Linked DNA regions of Homo sapiens: all the other regions are linked to region 1. A link is a contact called in ENCODE Hi-C or POLR2A ChIA-PET data. All regions are on one chromosome and are shown on one strand. The core of a region is the stretch at or near the end of the contact, and the rest is flanking DNA. Distances in the headings are between cores, read along the strand shown. Region 1 holds the start of SOS1 (SOS Ras/Rac guanine nucleotide exchange factor 1). Region 2 holds the start of STRN (striatin). Region 3 holds the start of HEATR5B (HEAT repeat containing 5B).

Evidence for each region. A loop is a pair of places that touch in the nucleus more often than their neighbours do. ChIA-PET counts read pairs that join two places held with the same protein, here RNA polymerase II (POLR2A). Pooled maps may share reads with other maps.
Region 2: a map of CD8-positive, alpha-beta T cell shows a loop between it and region 1 (8-fold over the local background). The contact joins the promoter of STRN here to the promoter of SOS1 in region 1. A Hi-C loop is called at or near these places in 6 of 168 maps with a recorded cell type or tissue (B cell, CD4-positive, alpha-beta T cell, CD4-positive, alpha-beta memory T cell and 3 more), 1 of 37 single-sample maps with no recorded cell type and 11 of 50 pooled maps. POLR2A ChIA-PET finds 5 or more read pairs at or near these places in 1 of 52 experiments (Caco-2).
Region 3: a loop to region 1 is called in a map of B cell, with 6 times the contacts of the local background. The contact joins the promoter of HEATR5B here to the promoter of SOS1 in region 1. A Hi-C loop is called at or near these places in 2 of 168 maps with a recorded cell type or tissue (B cell and naive thymus-derived CD4-positive, alpha-beta T cell), 2 of 37 single-sample maps with no recorded cell type and 11 of 50 pooled maps.

Annotation. Positions count from the first base shown.
Region 1 is chr2:39,118,279-39,123,286 of GRCh38, reverse strand. SOS1 (SOS Ras/Rac guanine nucleotide exchange factor 1) reads left to right here and starts at 2,236. Exons shown (of 23, transcript NM_005633.4): 1 at 2,236-2,951. The coding sequence starts at 2,865. RefSeq lists a silencer at 2,367-3,086 and an enhancer at 3,287-3,366.
Region 2 is chr2:36,963,587-36,968,594 of GRCh38, reverse strand. It overlaps STRN (striatin), which reads left to right and starts at 2,059. Exons shown (of 18, transcript NM_003162.4): 1 at 2,059-2,365. The coding sequence starts at 2,132. RefSeq lists a silencer at 1,569-2,378.
Region 3 is chr2:37,081,905-37,086,912 of GRCh38, reverse strand. HEATR5B (HEAT repeat containing 5B) reads left to right here and starts at 2,541. Exons shown (of 36, transcript NM_019024.3): 1 at 2,541-2,644; 2 at 3,477-3,624. The coding sequence starts at 3,499. GPATCH11 (G-patch domain containing 11) reads right to left here and starts at 2,395. Exons shown (of 9, transcript NM_174931.4): 1 at 2,343-2,395. RefSeq lists enhancers at 2,304-2,463, 2,934-3,033.

The sequences.
Region 1 (5,008 bases), core at 987-3,486:
TAGAGGACTGATTTGATTTAGTGCTAGCAGGAAATAAAAAGAACATAAGGTAGAAATACACAGGTGAGAATTACTTGGAGTGATCGGAGAAGGCCTCTTGGAGGTGGTGATGTTTATAACCAGCCAAGGGAACAGTTAGGGGTTCTAGGCTGAGAGAAGAACAATGTTCTTTAGGCAGGTTGTTGTTTTCTAGGAATAGACAGAAGGCTACTGTGACTGGAGTGTGGTGAGGCGAGGTTGTGAATGGTGAGAAAACATTGAGAATGTGAGCAGGAGCCAGATGCACGCCTTTGTGGGGTACGGTAAGAAGTTTGAAATGTATTCTAAGAGCAATGGGAAGCCAAGCAATAGTTTGGGGTACAGGCTTGATGTTGGTTCATTTGGAACCATACAAACCAATCTCTTCCCCCATATCACAACCCTTTAAATATTTGAAGAGGGCTGACCGGGCGCGGTGGCTCAGGCTTGTAATCACAGCATTTTGGGAGGCCGAGGCGGGTGGATGACGAGGTCAGGAGTTCGAGACCAGCCTGGCCAATACAGTGAAACCCCATCTCTAATAAAAATACAAAAATTACCTGGGTGTGGTGGCAGGCGCCTATAATTCCAGCTTTCATTCCACACACTTTGAAAGTGGGGAGTTTTTCAAATGTAAACCAAGTATGTATATTTTTATTTTTTCAATAAAACAATAAAGATGGGTCTCGCCAGCCTGGTCTCAAACTCCTGAACTCAAATGGTCCGCCCACCTCGGCCTCCCAAAGTGCTGGGATTACAGGCGTGAGCCACTGCGCCCGGCCGGTCTGTGTGTATGTGTGTGTGTGTGTGTGTGTGTGTGTATATTTTTTTTTGAATTGAAACGGAGTTTTGGTTTTGTTGCCCAGGCTGGAGTGCAGTGGCATGATCCCGGCTCACTGCAACCTCTGCCTCCTGGGTTCAAGCGATTCTCCTGCCTCAGCCTCCCAAGTAGCTGGGATTACAGGCGCCCACCACCATGCTCGGCTAATTTTTGTATTTCTTATGGAGACAGGTTTTCACAGTGTTGGCCAGGCTAGTCTGGAACTCCTGACCTCAGGTGATCCATCCGCCTCGGCCTCCTAAAGTGCTGGGATTACAGGCATGAGCCACCTCGCCTGGCCGGCCTGTGTATTTTTAAAGGAAATAACCTAAGAGTTGTTTTTCCAGATTTTCAAAGAGGTCCTGTAAAGATTAAGAACCACTGAACCTTTCTCGTTTATGTGATCCTGGTTACTGTTCTCAGGAATAGCAGGACACAATGTCAGCTTTAACCCAGGCTAGTTCCTCTAAACTGCCTTCTTATCGGTGAAATGAAAATAATAGGGTTGCTATGGGGATTAAATGAGATGATACTCAAAAAAATGATAATTAATGATAAATCATAAGGTGTCTGCCACAAAGTGCCCCTATTATAAACAAACAGTGGCCTGGAGGGACAGTTTATAAATACTGCTCCTTTAGCATTCCACTAACATTGACTGAGTGCCTGTTCTACACTGTGTAGAGGCCCTGGTGAAAAAGATCTGCCTTCCAGTTTATTATCTAGTCGAAAGAACCGCAAAAGATAACAAAACACAATAGACTGAACGCCCTGAGAGGGGCATAAGTGCAGTGCTCTAGGAGCTGTAAAAGAGGTCTCGATATCCACTGGAGGAAAGTGCTTACTGGAGTTCATTTCTGGAGTGGGTTTAAAAGATGAACAGAGGGAATCTAAAACATTCACACAAAATCAATACTACACGTACACATTTTATTATTTTGTGGAAAGACCACTTAGAAACACCGCAATCACTTCTACTACTCAGCAGATACTGAGCAGTAGGTTTCGTGACAGAGCACCTGTCTTTTGTCCAGTCTGTTTACTATACATTGCGTGCTCTGGGCAGTCCTTATCTTCGTGTTCAGGAACAAAGTACACACACCCCTTTCCGAAACGAAGGGCCCAGGGACTCCGAGAAGGGTGGGAGCCCTCACGGCCAGGCCACACAATGGGGAGCCTCTTTACCCTAGTCATCACCCACCCTTGCAGGCCCCACTTTGCCAGGGTGCGACTTCTCGGGCCCCTTCGCCCCTCCCCTGCAGCCCCCAGGAGCGCAGCCACAGCCCGGCCGGGCGCCCTCCCTGTCTCTCTCTCTCTTTCTCTCTCGAGCTTTCCTCCTCCTTCACCGGGAGCCGGAAAACCCGGAGCGAACCAGCCCAGCACGGCAGCGCATGCTCAGTAGCGAGCAGGTTCAGTTCGCTAGTAGGAAGCTCCAGCGCTACACCGGCGGCGGCGGTGGCGGCGGCGGCCGCGGCGGCACCTCAGGGCAGCCAGATTCCCCAACAACGACCTCCGGTCCTTCCCCTTCCCCGCGAGACCTCCGCCCCAGCTCCGCCCCGCCCGGGGCTCTTGCGTTTCGGAGTCCCAACTACGCGGAGCGGGCGCCGCGGCCGGAGCGTCCCTCCACACGTCCTCCCCCAGCCGCCAGCTCCGCCGCGGGGCCAGACCGGGCCCGGGAGTGCAGCCCCGGCGGGCGGGCGGCGGCCGCGGCAGAGGGCAGCCCGGGGCGGCGCCGGCGGGCCGGGGAGGGGCGGGGGGCCTGGCCCCGGGGCGGTGGTGCGGGATGCCGCCGCCTCCGGGCCGCGTCCGTTCTCCACGGCTGGTACCTGTGTCGGGTGGGTGGCCAGGCGCGGGCCTCGCCCCCCAGCCCCCTCGCCAGGGCTAGCCCGGCTGCGCGGCGCCCGGAGGGGGCCGGGCCGTCCGGTGGGGCCGCGGCCCTGTTCCGCGCTGCGAGCTCGCCCTCTCGCGGCTCCCTGGCCCGGCCGCCGCCGCCCCTCTCCCCGCCCAGAGGCGCCCCGGGGGCACCATGCAGGCGCAGCAGCTGCCCTACGAGTTTTTCAGCGAAGAGAACGCGCCCAAGTGGCGGGGACTACTGGTGCCTGCGCTGAAAAAGGTGAGGAGCACGCGGGACCCCGCTTCCCGGCCGCAGCCCCCCAGCGCGGGCGCTGGGGAAGGGCTGGGGAGGCGGGGCGCGCGCAGGGCCGTCTTTCTTCCCGGTCTCGCCGCGTCTCCAAAAGGACGGCGCACACGGAGAGGCCCCCCTCATACGGCTGGCTCTCGGTGTTGACATCCACCGGGTGTGTGGGAATGCCGCAGGGAGCCGGGGGGAGTTTATCCGGATAATCCAACCCCTGAGAGGTGAATGCTTTGCCCTTTGATTCCAGGACAACAACAGTTGGAGGAGCCTCAGTTTTCAGCGGAGGTCAAAGCAGGCCACTTTTCCGTCTTCTTGGTCTTAGCCCGGAGCTGCTGTCAGCCTACCGTTTTAGGTGTCCAGTACGCTGGTTTTAGTGGCTTGAGAATGCCCTGGCCGTAAGGCTTGCTCAAAGGAATTGCGAGCTCGCCTGCCAGTAGGAACGTGGCCTGCTCTGCTCGCCGTCAGTATTCACTCCTCATTCTCCTGGTTTCCCCCGCTCCTCCGATTAACAGGGGCTGGTGCACATGCTACCAATTTCAGGGGGGTTTTGTTTTGTTTTTGCAGCGTTCGAGATTCTTGGTGCTGTCATTTGGCTTGTTAAGAATTTTTAGCCTTTGTATGTTTAAGTTTGCTACATTGTTACCTGAAGTTACATACCCCCGATCTGTGCTTTTAAATGTTTTAGTATAATTAGGAAGTGTTCTTACGTTTTTAAAGCTTCTAAAGCAGCAGTGTGACAACCAGACTATTTTTGTTTTCTTTTCTTCATTTACCTTTTCTGTAAAGATTGCTTTACTCTTCTAATAGTGTTTCTAAATCCCAGTTTCTTGCTGCTCAAAGAATGTTTCATGCTAACTGCTTCTACTAAGAATGGAGATTATGTTTTACCTTTTATGCTAAACATTAAAAGGTGTCTGATATTTCTCAAAGGCCAGTAACTTTTACTTTCCCTTTTGCCCTGTTCTCCTCCGGTCCCTCTTGCTGTCTTACAGTGGAAACTATTTGGTTTTTCAGGAGAATTTGCTCATATATTTCTGGCTTAAATTACGGACATTTTCCCCTTCAAGTGTCTGACTAGTCACAAACATCTATGTAATTTTTTTTAAAAAACAGAAGAAAAGATGCCATATATCTTACATACTTTACTCCTTAGAAATCCCTTCAGGCTCTCACTCCTTACTTTTGCTTTACTTGCAAGTTTGACTTCTTAGCTTGTAATGGAAGGGGTGTAGGAGGTCTCTGTGATGCTAGAAGCTGGTGTCCGGATAGAGTAAGGGGAGACACGGAAATTGTTTAAAAACGTGTAAAGGAACTCATAAAGCATTGCCAAATAGGGGCCATTTTGCTTAGAGGCAAAAGCAGCTCCTTTCCCAGGGGAATCACCAAGGTATCAGCTGAGGATCCTTTGAAGCAGTGGAAAGAATATTGTAGGAGTTGACAGACGTTGTTTAATTCTGCCACACTGGTGGCCCTTGCTGAAATCTGTCCACAAAAGCATTTTGTTTGGCTGGCATAGTGTTGTTTTATTTTTAAATGTAATTAGTTGCTAATATTTGAAAATGGGAGATATTACATAAAACCTGAATTTTCGGCTTTTCTTGAAGAATAGGAAGGTCTTGTCATTTAGGGCCTGTATTCAAGCGAGGCACTAAACTGCTGGAGTTGAGTAAATGGCTCCCTTCTTTAGACAGGTCATGTATCTCCACCTTACCACAGCCCCCACTTGTCCTTTTTGCATATTTACATAAAACAGCTTTTGACTTTAAGTTAGAGATACTTTTGCAGTAGAAGTGATAGGAGGAGGTGGAAGTGTACATAATCTAGCTGATATGTAAGGTTCTTCCAATTCTTATTTAAATAGCCACTAACAATGATTCTAAACAAGATTGAAAATACAGTATGTTTCATATCTGGATATGCTGTTGGTAGCTCAAAACCTACGTTTTTACTTGCCTGCTGGACATTTCATGTGGATATCTCCATATCTTGATTTCTTCCTTTGATTTGTTATTGAATTATTCGTAGATACATCC
Region 2 (5,008 bases), core at 810-3,309, 2.2 Mb after region 1:
TAGTCAGCCTGAATCTACTTTACGTTCCCTGCCTCCAGACCCTATTCTCCTGCCTCCTGCCCACAACTCCCAGGCTCCAGTGATCTACCCGCCTCGGCCTCCCAAAGTGCTGGGATTACAGGCGTGAGCCATGGCGCCTGGCCAAAATGTAAATGAGTCCTCGTAAAGCAAAAAAAGTATTGTGAGTAATAAAGTTGAACTACGAATTAAAATAGTTTTTGTATATGTGTGGTAGTCCAGATTATCTATACATTTAATTACATTTTGTGTCTGCTATGAATTGACTTAAAGGAATTGTCGGATATGTCGTCTCACTCAAGGCCTCATTGTTGACAAGTCTCAATTTTTTTGGAATTTAGTTCCTTGAGCTGTAAATGAGAAGACTGGGCTGTATCTCAAAGGACACTGACAGCCAAAATAAGTTATGGCACAGGGAATTTGGCCAGGCCTGGATCAATCTTTGATGATAATAAAGAATGAATTCATAAAGCAGAAACATTAATTAAGCGAGAGAAGAGAGTTCTCCATCTTTATTTGCAACCAGAGCAGACACAATGTGTTTCCTGTCCTTTCTGCAAGTAGCCATGGGAAAGGGGGGGAGGGGAGAGAGGACAGGGACAGGATGTCTTTCCCTGACATGTCACTCAGCAGCCTAGATCTTTACATTTTTTCATGGCCATCAAGTCTGATAACCCACAAGTACGTCCTACAAAACGTAAGAATTTCAGATAACTTGTTAGGGTGACAAAATAAGTGCTTAATTTCATTTGCATTTGTTAAATTGTTTTCAGGGGCCTTCCTTTTTGCCACTGTTGTAGTGTGAATTTATAGTGACATATTGTCAGACTTCGGAGAAGGCAAATATTTACAGAGAGTAACTTGAAAGGACTTTGGTGTACCTTTGGTAGGCGGATGCTGTTGCCAGTTGGCAGGTGAATCGTGAAAGAAACTGGGAACAGGACAAGTGAAAACGGAGAGGGGCCAGGATATCTAAGACCGCGCTAGGGAGCAGAAAGGGAACTTGCTTTTTCAAGGTGGTGTAGCTTTTAAATTAAGCCTTTGTGATATTTGATTATACGCCAATCTTTGATGACAGAAACGATGTCATTTATCTTAATATTCCCAGCGCAAGAGAAAACCGATAATCAAAATATTTGTTCAATTAAGTAGAGTAAAAATCAGCGGGAATAAGATAGGAAAAATGAGACCGAAATAACAGAACATCTATTATTGGATGCTAAAACTTTTACAGGATTTACTGCAGGAGGACTGCAAAGGGAAAGAAACTTCAACGGAGCAGTTTTTCAGATGGGCTGTCAACAAACCACAATTTGGAAGCAGCAGCAGAAAGCTGCGGCGTTGTCTTAGAAAGGTGATCGGCGTTCCTTAGAAATGAAAACTGGTCAGGTAACAGGTTTGAGCCCCTCGAGTCAAAAGAGAAAGGCAAGAGCGACAGCGACCCGCAGATTGGCAGAATGGAGGAGCGTCTAGGGTGAGAGAAACTCCGAACACGAAGCCGAAGCGAGAGCACGCAGGGCAGCTGGCGGGAGAACCCCGGTCCCGCGGCCGCACCGGGTAGCTCGCTTTGAGCCTGTTCCTTCACAGAACGGCCAGGAAGCCTTAAAAGATGTGCAGCTCGGGCAGGTATCTTGGCGTGACAACTTCCGTGTGTGTGTGTGTGTGTGTGTGTGTGTGTTTTTGAATGCAACAGGGTGCGCCGCCCGCGAACTTCCGCGTGCGAGGAAGACTGGAGACCCGCCCGCCCGCGCCCAGCCGGCCCCAGAGGAAACCCGCTCTCCCCGCCCAGCCGGCCCCCTACGCGGCGAGCCGGGGCGGGGCGGGCCCGAGGCCACGCCCAAGCTGAGGCACAGCCCTACAGGCCGCCCGGGCCGCGCTAGCCCGCGCCCCGCCCCGCGACTACATTTCCCGGCAAGCCCCGGGCCGCCAGCGCGCCGCAGTTGACCCATTTCCCGGCCCGTCACGGGCTCGGCCGGCCCCCGCGCCCAGGAGGCTGCTCCCTGCTGACTGGGGTGTGGGCGGGAGCGGCGGAGGGAGGAGGAGGCGCTGCTTGCCGCCGCTGTTGCCTCCGCTGCTGGGCGCCGGGGCAGCTCCCCGGGTATCTGCGGCCGCCATGGACGAGCAGGCGGGTCCCGGCGTCTTCTTCAGCAACAACCACCCGGGCGCCGGCGGTGCCAAGGGGCTCGGGCCTCTGGCGGAGGCTGCCGCGGCCGGCGACGGGGCGGCTGCGGCGGGGGCGGCCCGAGCCCAGTACAGTCTCCCGGGGATCCTGCACTTCCTGCAGCACGAGTGGGCCCGCTTCGAGGTGGAGAGAGCCCAGTGGGAGGTGGAGCGGGCGGAGCTGCAGGTAAAGACCCTCCCGGCCTGGCCGTCTTCATCCCGCCTCTTTGCTCCCTTCCGCCCCGCCCCGGACCCTTCTCCCCCTCCCCCAGCCTTCTCGCGTCCCCTCCCCCTTTGCTGCCGCCCATCCCACCCGGAGCCCCGTCCCCTTCTTCTCTTCGCCTTTTGCCTTTCGCTGACCCCACCTCGACCCTGTTCTCACTCCCGCTCCTGGTGCGTTGTTTACCCTCCCCACGCCTGTTCGTCCGCCCCATCCCACTCTTAACTCCCAGACTCATTTCAACTCTCTGGCCATCCTGCATCTCAGGGCTGCCCTCTCGGTTTACTAATTGGGCTGGCAGTAGTTTTGAGAGACGCGGAGCAAATCGTCCGCTGCCCTGGTGTGCCCCTTCCTAGGTCTAGAGACAGTCTCCGCAGAACGTGCCGGCTTTGGCCCCTCTCTTCAAGGAAGGTGATCAAGAAGACAACAGAAGTTGTGTCAGGCCTTGAGTCGAGGCGAGAAGTTGACGTTGGGCAAAAGTGTTATTCATATATCAGATCCCTTTTTTTATATATGTAAATGTCTGTTCTCCACTTTCTTCCGACCCCCCGGCCCCCTCCCACGTTTCTTTTAGGTATTTCCAATTAATGCATTTTGAATGAAGGACCTAGATGATCGCAGTCAGAGAGAATGGTTAAGAGGTGGTTCCTGTTCTCAGAATCTGAAACTTCCCAAGGGTTAATTTTATGTTCAGTGTTTTGGGAGATTTTCTTGTGCTTTAAAAGGAACTAAAGGGACTTTGAAGTTAGTTACATTGCCTTGCATAATCTGCAAGATAAAGTATATCCAGGGAGGAGATAACTGTGGGCTCTGAAAAGAATGAAAGTGAGGCTGATACTTTACAAGCCATTCAGAATTGGTGAATAGGTTTTCAGTGGTTGTTCTTAAAACTTCCAGGGCATACACACCAATTTCAAAAGGAACTTAAAGAACTATGAATAGTTGTGCCTTTCTGTTTTACGGGCTAAGCCTGTATACTTATGAAATTTGAGTATAGTTTTAGTTGGCAAAACACTTGAGTTTAAAATGCTACCCAGTGTGTCACTTTTTTTGGTAACATGTATTTGGCGCTTAAGAAAAAAAAGAAGAGGAGAAATCTGTTAAATAGAATCATGTGCTGGAACAGGCTCTGGTGTAGTGGAAGTGGCTGTGGAAAGAGCGAACACACAAGGCTGTAGTAGACAAGGTTATAGTAAGGGCTGTGTTTGTTGCTAGCTCTGTGACCTTGAGGAAATCCTTTAACCTCTCTGGGTTTCAGTTTTATCATGTATTTTATTCAGCACCTGTGTATTGAGTGCCAGCTGTGTGTCTAGGCCCTGTGTTGAAAGAAAACCGACCAAGCTTCTGCCCTCATGGAGTTTATGTTTTAGTGGAGAGGCAAACAGTCCAGCAAATGCGCCTATAGAATATAATGGCTTATAGTGGCAACTGCTGTGAGGAAGAAATAAGTCAGAGTTCAGGAATAGCGTGTGATAGGGGCAGCTATTTTAGATGGGGTAGTCAGGGTAGGCCTCTGAGAGATGACAAATGAGCAGCTGAATGAAGTTAGGGAGTGACCAGTAGTTTCTATGATTTCCTTGTAAGTCTGTAGTTACATGTTTATATTATTTGGCAACTTTTTCATTCCTATTGTTATATTGCTGTAGTATTTAGTCGATCTAGTCTATCTGATATTTGCAAGTCTTCTTTGACCTTGTTTATATAGTCTCCAACAAATTTGAATACTTACAGATTGATCTTTATTAGCAGCGCATTCTATAAAAGGTGTGGATTTCAGGATTCAAGGAAATGTTAAAGGCAAAGTTTAACTTTAATGTTGTGCAGTTGTGGGGAATGATTTTTGTATTAGTTACTTAAAATTTAATTTCTTTTCCAGTTTTGGGAATATAGATAACTCACACTAATTTGGTTAAAAAAAAAAAAACAAAAACAAAACACACACACACACCAGAAAACAATGCTTACCTTTCTACCTGTAGAAGTTGGGGAATTCCAACCCATCCTTCCCCCCGCCCCGCCCCGTTCACTCCCTCTCCTCGTTTAAACTTTTCAATTTACTGGTAACTGTAGTTGATCTTCAGTTTTTATGCACACATCTCCAAACACCCCTTCCTGGGTTGTTTGTGGCAAATGTTTATTAACTTCAGGTAGCTTTCCCATGGGTGCTTATCATATTAAAGAGACTCCTTTTTTTTTTTCCTTTTATTGGAGAGAGGGTCTCGCTCTGTTGCCCAGGCCGGTGTGCAGTGGTGCAGTCTTAGCTCACTGCAACCTCCGCCTCCCAGGTTTAAGCAATCCTTCTGCCTCAGCCTCCCAAGTTTAAGCAATCCTTCTGCCTCAGCCTCCCAAGTAGCTGGGATTACAGTCATGCACCACCATGCCTGGCTTATTTTTGTATTTTTGGTAGAGACGGGGTTTCACAATGTTGGCCAGGTTGGTCTTGAACTACTGACCTCAGTGATCTGCCTGCCTCAGCCTCCCAAAGTGCTGGTATTACAGGCGTGAGCCACTGTGCCCGGCCAAGGACACTACTTTTTTGACAGCATTTTCTGTTTTGTGTTCCAATTAAAGTTTCCACAGAGAAACTTTAAAAATGTGTCATTTTCCTAA
Region 3 (5,008 bases), core at 1,292-3,791, 2.0 Mb after region 1:
CTTAAGCTTGCTGAAGTAGGGTTTCTGTCAACTGCAACCAAGTGTCTAGACAATTACACTGGATGAAAAAAGGATTACTATACTAATTTTTAATGGTTTTCTTTTTTGTTTTTTGAGACAGAATCTCGTTCTATCACCCAGGCTGGAGTGCAGTGGTGTGATCTCAGCTGACTGCAACCTACACCTGCCGAGTTCAAGCAATTCTCATGCCTCAGCCTCCCGAGTAGCTGGGATTACAGGCATCCACCACCACACCCAGCTAATTTTTGTGTTTTTAATAGAGACAGGGTTTTGCCATGTTGGCCAGGCTGGTCTCAAACTCCTGGCCTCAAGTGATCCACCTGCCTCACTCGGTCTCCCAAAGTGCTGGGATTACAGGCGTGAGCCACCACACCTGGCCTGGTTTTTTATATTTTTAATGTATATCTTCTCAACTAGATAATGTATATCTTGTGTTAAACACAAAGACAAGTCCCCTATATCCTCCCTACCTACCACTGCATCCCAAACACAAATGCTTAATAATTGTTTAGCAACAATGAGGATAAAAAGGGTCTTTAATATTTGTAATTTTATAACTTTTTCCTATGTCAACAAGTCATTTTTAAACACTTTTTAAATACGTACAGAAAACACATAAAACAAATGTACAGCTTAATACATTTCTGTGAGTCAAACATTCTTGTAACCATGTGGTACCCTCCAAAATGACTCCCAGTCATTCTTGCTGTGTGGTTTTCTACATCCTTAGTGTAGTCTCCTTCCACAGTGAACAGGATTAACCTGTGTAACCAACAGGATTTTGTGGAGATGATGGAGTTGATTTTTTGGTCATAACTGCAGCTCTTAGGTCATTCTAACTTTGAAGTTAGATGACTCACTTGAAGGAAGTCAGTGGTCACATAATAAGGATACTCAAGAAGCTCTATGGAGAAGGTCACACGATTGGAACTGAGTCCTCCTATTAAAAGCCAGCACAAACTCATGAGCCACAGGAGTGAGCTACCTTGGAAATGGATTCTCTTGCTCCAGTCAGGCCTTCAAATGACTCAGCCTGGGCTGGCATCTTCACTGCAACTTCTTAAGAAAGTCCATGCTAAACTAAGCTAAGCTGCTAACAAATTCCTGACCCATAGAAACTGTGAGATAACAAATGATTACAGTTATCTTAAGCTGCTACATTTGGGGATAATTTGTTATGTAGCAAAAGTTATCAGGAAGTAGAACCTTATCAGGCACCTGGGAGCCCTCTTTGTCCCCTATCCAGTTGCAACTCTCTTTTGGTTCTAAGAATAGTCACTATTCTGTTTTTTATGGCAATCATTTCCTTCATTTTCTCGATAGTTTTGTCATCCACGTGTGCATCTTTAAACATTACAGTTTAGTTTACCTATTTTTATTATAAGTTAAAAACGTGCACTATTATATACAGCATTTATGGTAATTCACCCGCTTCCTCTAAACCTCAGATTCTTCATTGGTAATAACAGCATTTTTACACATAATGGTTTAACACTTACCCAGTATATCACACATTTTTATCACATTTAACCACCACTAACAACTCTACAAGGTAGGAAGAGTTTTTCCTGTTGGAGAAATTAAGGTTCAGTATGGCTAAATGACTATTTCAAAACCACAAAGAATCCGGGTCATAGTGCCTTGCAAATAGGATTACATTGTTTTTAAGAGACCTACTTAACTTTAAAGTGCCAGGCACATCTGAATGGGGTTACAGGTTGCTTTTAAAGCTCTCTTTCTATTGGTAAAATATACTTTAGCATTATCCATTTCCATCAAAGATAAGCATAAACTTCACAAGGCGATACCCTGGCAGAGATGATGGAGGCTCGTACCAGAGTGATAGCAATGCAAGTGGTCGCATTTGGGGTACACTTGAAGGTAGAGCTTACAGGATTTGCTGATGTTGTAGGTAGTACGTAAAGAACGATGTCAAGATAACGCTAAGTTTTTGGCCTGAATACATGGAAGAACGGAGTTAACGTTTTTTGAGAGTGGGAAGACTGTAGGAGTAGGTTTGTTTTTGTTTTTTTAGGGGGCGTAGTCGGGAAACAGACATATTGAGAGTCCCATTACATATACAAGTGGAGAAATGGACCTACAGTATAAATGTGACAAGAAACGTCCCACTCTCAATACTACGCTCAGGAACCGCTGATCCCTTCCCTCACGCGTTCCTCCTGGCTGCAAGCGTCCCACAGACGCAACCACCCACGGATGGAAAAGTGGCTGACGGTGTGATACGGTAGTCATGGCCAGCGCACTCTGCCTTTTATCATTCTACCGGTTGTCCCCAGACCCTTACCTGACAGCTCTCTTACCTGACAGCTCTCTGCTCGCCCCGGTTCAGCGCCGTAGAGCGCGCGCTGCGCATGCGCCCACCGACCAGCGTCGGACTTCCGGACCTCGGCTCCCACCAGTTTCCTAGTGCAGACTCTATTGGAAATTCGCGGCGGGTGGGGATAGGAGGACGTGGTGACTGCGCTTGCGCAAGACCAGCCCTCCGCGCAAGCGCTCTTCCCTTGTTTCCTGCAGGTAGGAGTGCGGGAGGTGGGGCATCCGGGTCTCTTGGTGGCTGCTTCTACCCCCGGAGCTCAGCTGATCTTCCCTTCCAGACTACGAGGTGAGGTCGCCGAAGCATGCATGTTGACACGCACGGACTCCTGTCCGACGTACATTTTCAGACGGGTGGGGAAGACATTTGAGTTCGTAATGAACATTTTCCCTTTTCTGGCTCCGTGCTTAGTTCCGAGCTGCCGCCTCGTGCTATTGACAGCCTGCGGAACCCCACGGAGGCTTGCGGCGGCCTCTTGGTGTTTCCCCGGGTCCGCCGCTTGCGGTTCTTGGAGTAGCCAGGTGAAGCCAGACCCCGAGCGCGCGAGGCTTCTCGGGTGCATTCCGGACCGCCTGGTGTTGTCACTGACGCTTCGGCCGCCGGGCCTGGCCGCCCCACCCATCCGCGTAGGAAGAGTCTTGGAGACCTGCAGTTCGGGATGTCTGTGCTGGGTGTTTTGACCTCAGTCCCTCTGGCCAGGTGCAGCGCGGGAGGGTAAAGGTGCTATGTACCGAACCCTGGACGAGAAAAAGAGGAGGATGGTTGTCAAGCCCGGCTGGGGTGTTTGATCTTAGTGCTTCAGTTTTTTCATTTATAGAACGGGTAAATGACATATGTGTTGCTGGACATATTTCTTCTGGAATAATGCCTTTTTTGGCAATAATTTCTTTTAATTTTCTTTTCACTCCATGAGTCACTCTTCCTTACCAAGTAGTTTTCTTCTGTTTTTGTTTGTATTTTTGTCATTTAAAAGTATGTTCTCAGGTTTTGCCTCAAAGAAGTTGAGTTTTTCCCCAAATGAAATGAGTAGTCCTACTTTTCTTAGTGAGTATATTCCATTAAGCTTGACTTTTAACATTAAAAAATACTTACAAGTATTTTTTACTCTGTTAAATTTAAGGTGTGAATTTCAAACTTCCGTAATGGAGTTAGCCCACAGTTTATTGCTAAATGAAGAAGCTTTGGCTCAAATCACCGAAGCAAAAAGACCAGTTTTCATCTTTGAATGGTTGCGATTTCTTGATAAAGTCTTGGTTGCTGCCAACAAGGTATGGTATTGCTCTTTTTTCCCAGTTGCATTAACGTGAAGAGATTATGTGGTCATGATTCTTAAGAAAACACATGTTATGTTTTGGAAGGTTTATGGGTCACTTATGGAACTTGAGAGTATTACACGAATGGGAAATTTAGTGGCAAAACTCAAACCTCGTTTAAATCCAGCTCATTGCCTATCTTCTTTATGTTTGTACCTGGGCAGCTCATTGTAACTGGAGAAAAACATGGCTATATGACTGGTGTCACTTTAAATTTATCATCGTCACCCGTTGCAAGTGATCTCTCTATGCTGCCTAACAATCCCAGTGTCTTCACTTATCTCTTTGAGGAGTCAATAATAGGCTCTTTTTTTTTTTTAATCTGTTTTTTCTTCCTGCATAGCCTTGATTTGCCGAGACCAGCTCGTTTGGGGAGACCCTAACCTAGCGGCGCTAGAGGAATTAAAGACACACACAGAAATATAGAGGTGTAAAGTGGGAAATCAGGGGTCTCACAGGCTTCAGAGCTGAGACCCCGGAACAGAGATTTACTCAAGTGTCTATTAACAGCAAGCCAGCCATTAACATTGTTTCTACAGATATTCGATTAGCTAAAAGTATCCCTTATGGGAAACGAAGGGGTATGCTGAAACAAAGGGGTGGGTCTGGCTAGTTCTGTGCAGCAGGAACATGCCCTTAAGGCGCAGATCGCTCATGGTATTGTTTGTGGTTTAAGAGCGCCTTTAAGCGGTTTTCAGGCCAGGTGTTCCTTGCCCTCATTCGGGTTTCGTTATGGCCATCATGAACATGTCACAGTGCTGCAGAGATTTTATTTATGGCCAGTTTTGGAGCCAGTTCCCAACATTGATTCAACTTACTTTTTATTGTCTGTGTATTTTATATTCTGTCTTTAAAAGTAGATATGGCCCGGCATGGTGGTTCACGCCTGTAATCCCAGCACGTTGGGAAGCTGAGGTGGGTGGATCACCTGAGGTCAGGAGTTCCAGACTAGCCTGGCCAACATGGTGAAACCCCGTTTCTACTAAACACTGCTAAAAGTACGAAAATTAGCCAGGCGTGGTCGTGGGCGCCTGTAATCCCAGCTACTGGGGAGGCTGAGGCAGGAGAATCGCTTGAGCCGGAAAGGCAGAGGTTGCAAGGAGCCGAGATCGCACTAATGCACTCCAGCCCGGGGGACAAGAGTGAAACTCCATCTGAAAAAAAAAAAAAAAAAAAAAAAAAAAAAAAAAAGTAGATACTTCCCTCAAATGTCTGATGATCTTTGGCTGCCTGATCAAATTTAAAAGTGAGTAGTAAAAACTTTTCTCAGCAGGGCCAGTCTTTTAAACTGGACTTCACTGTAGGCTAGTTTGGTCCCTGACCTTAGTATTTTAGGTTT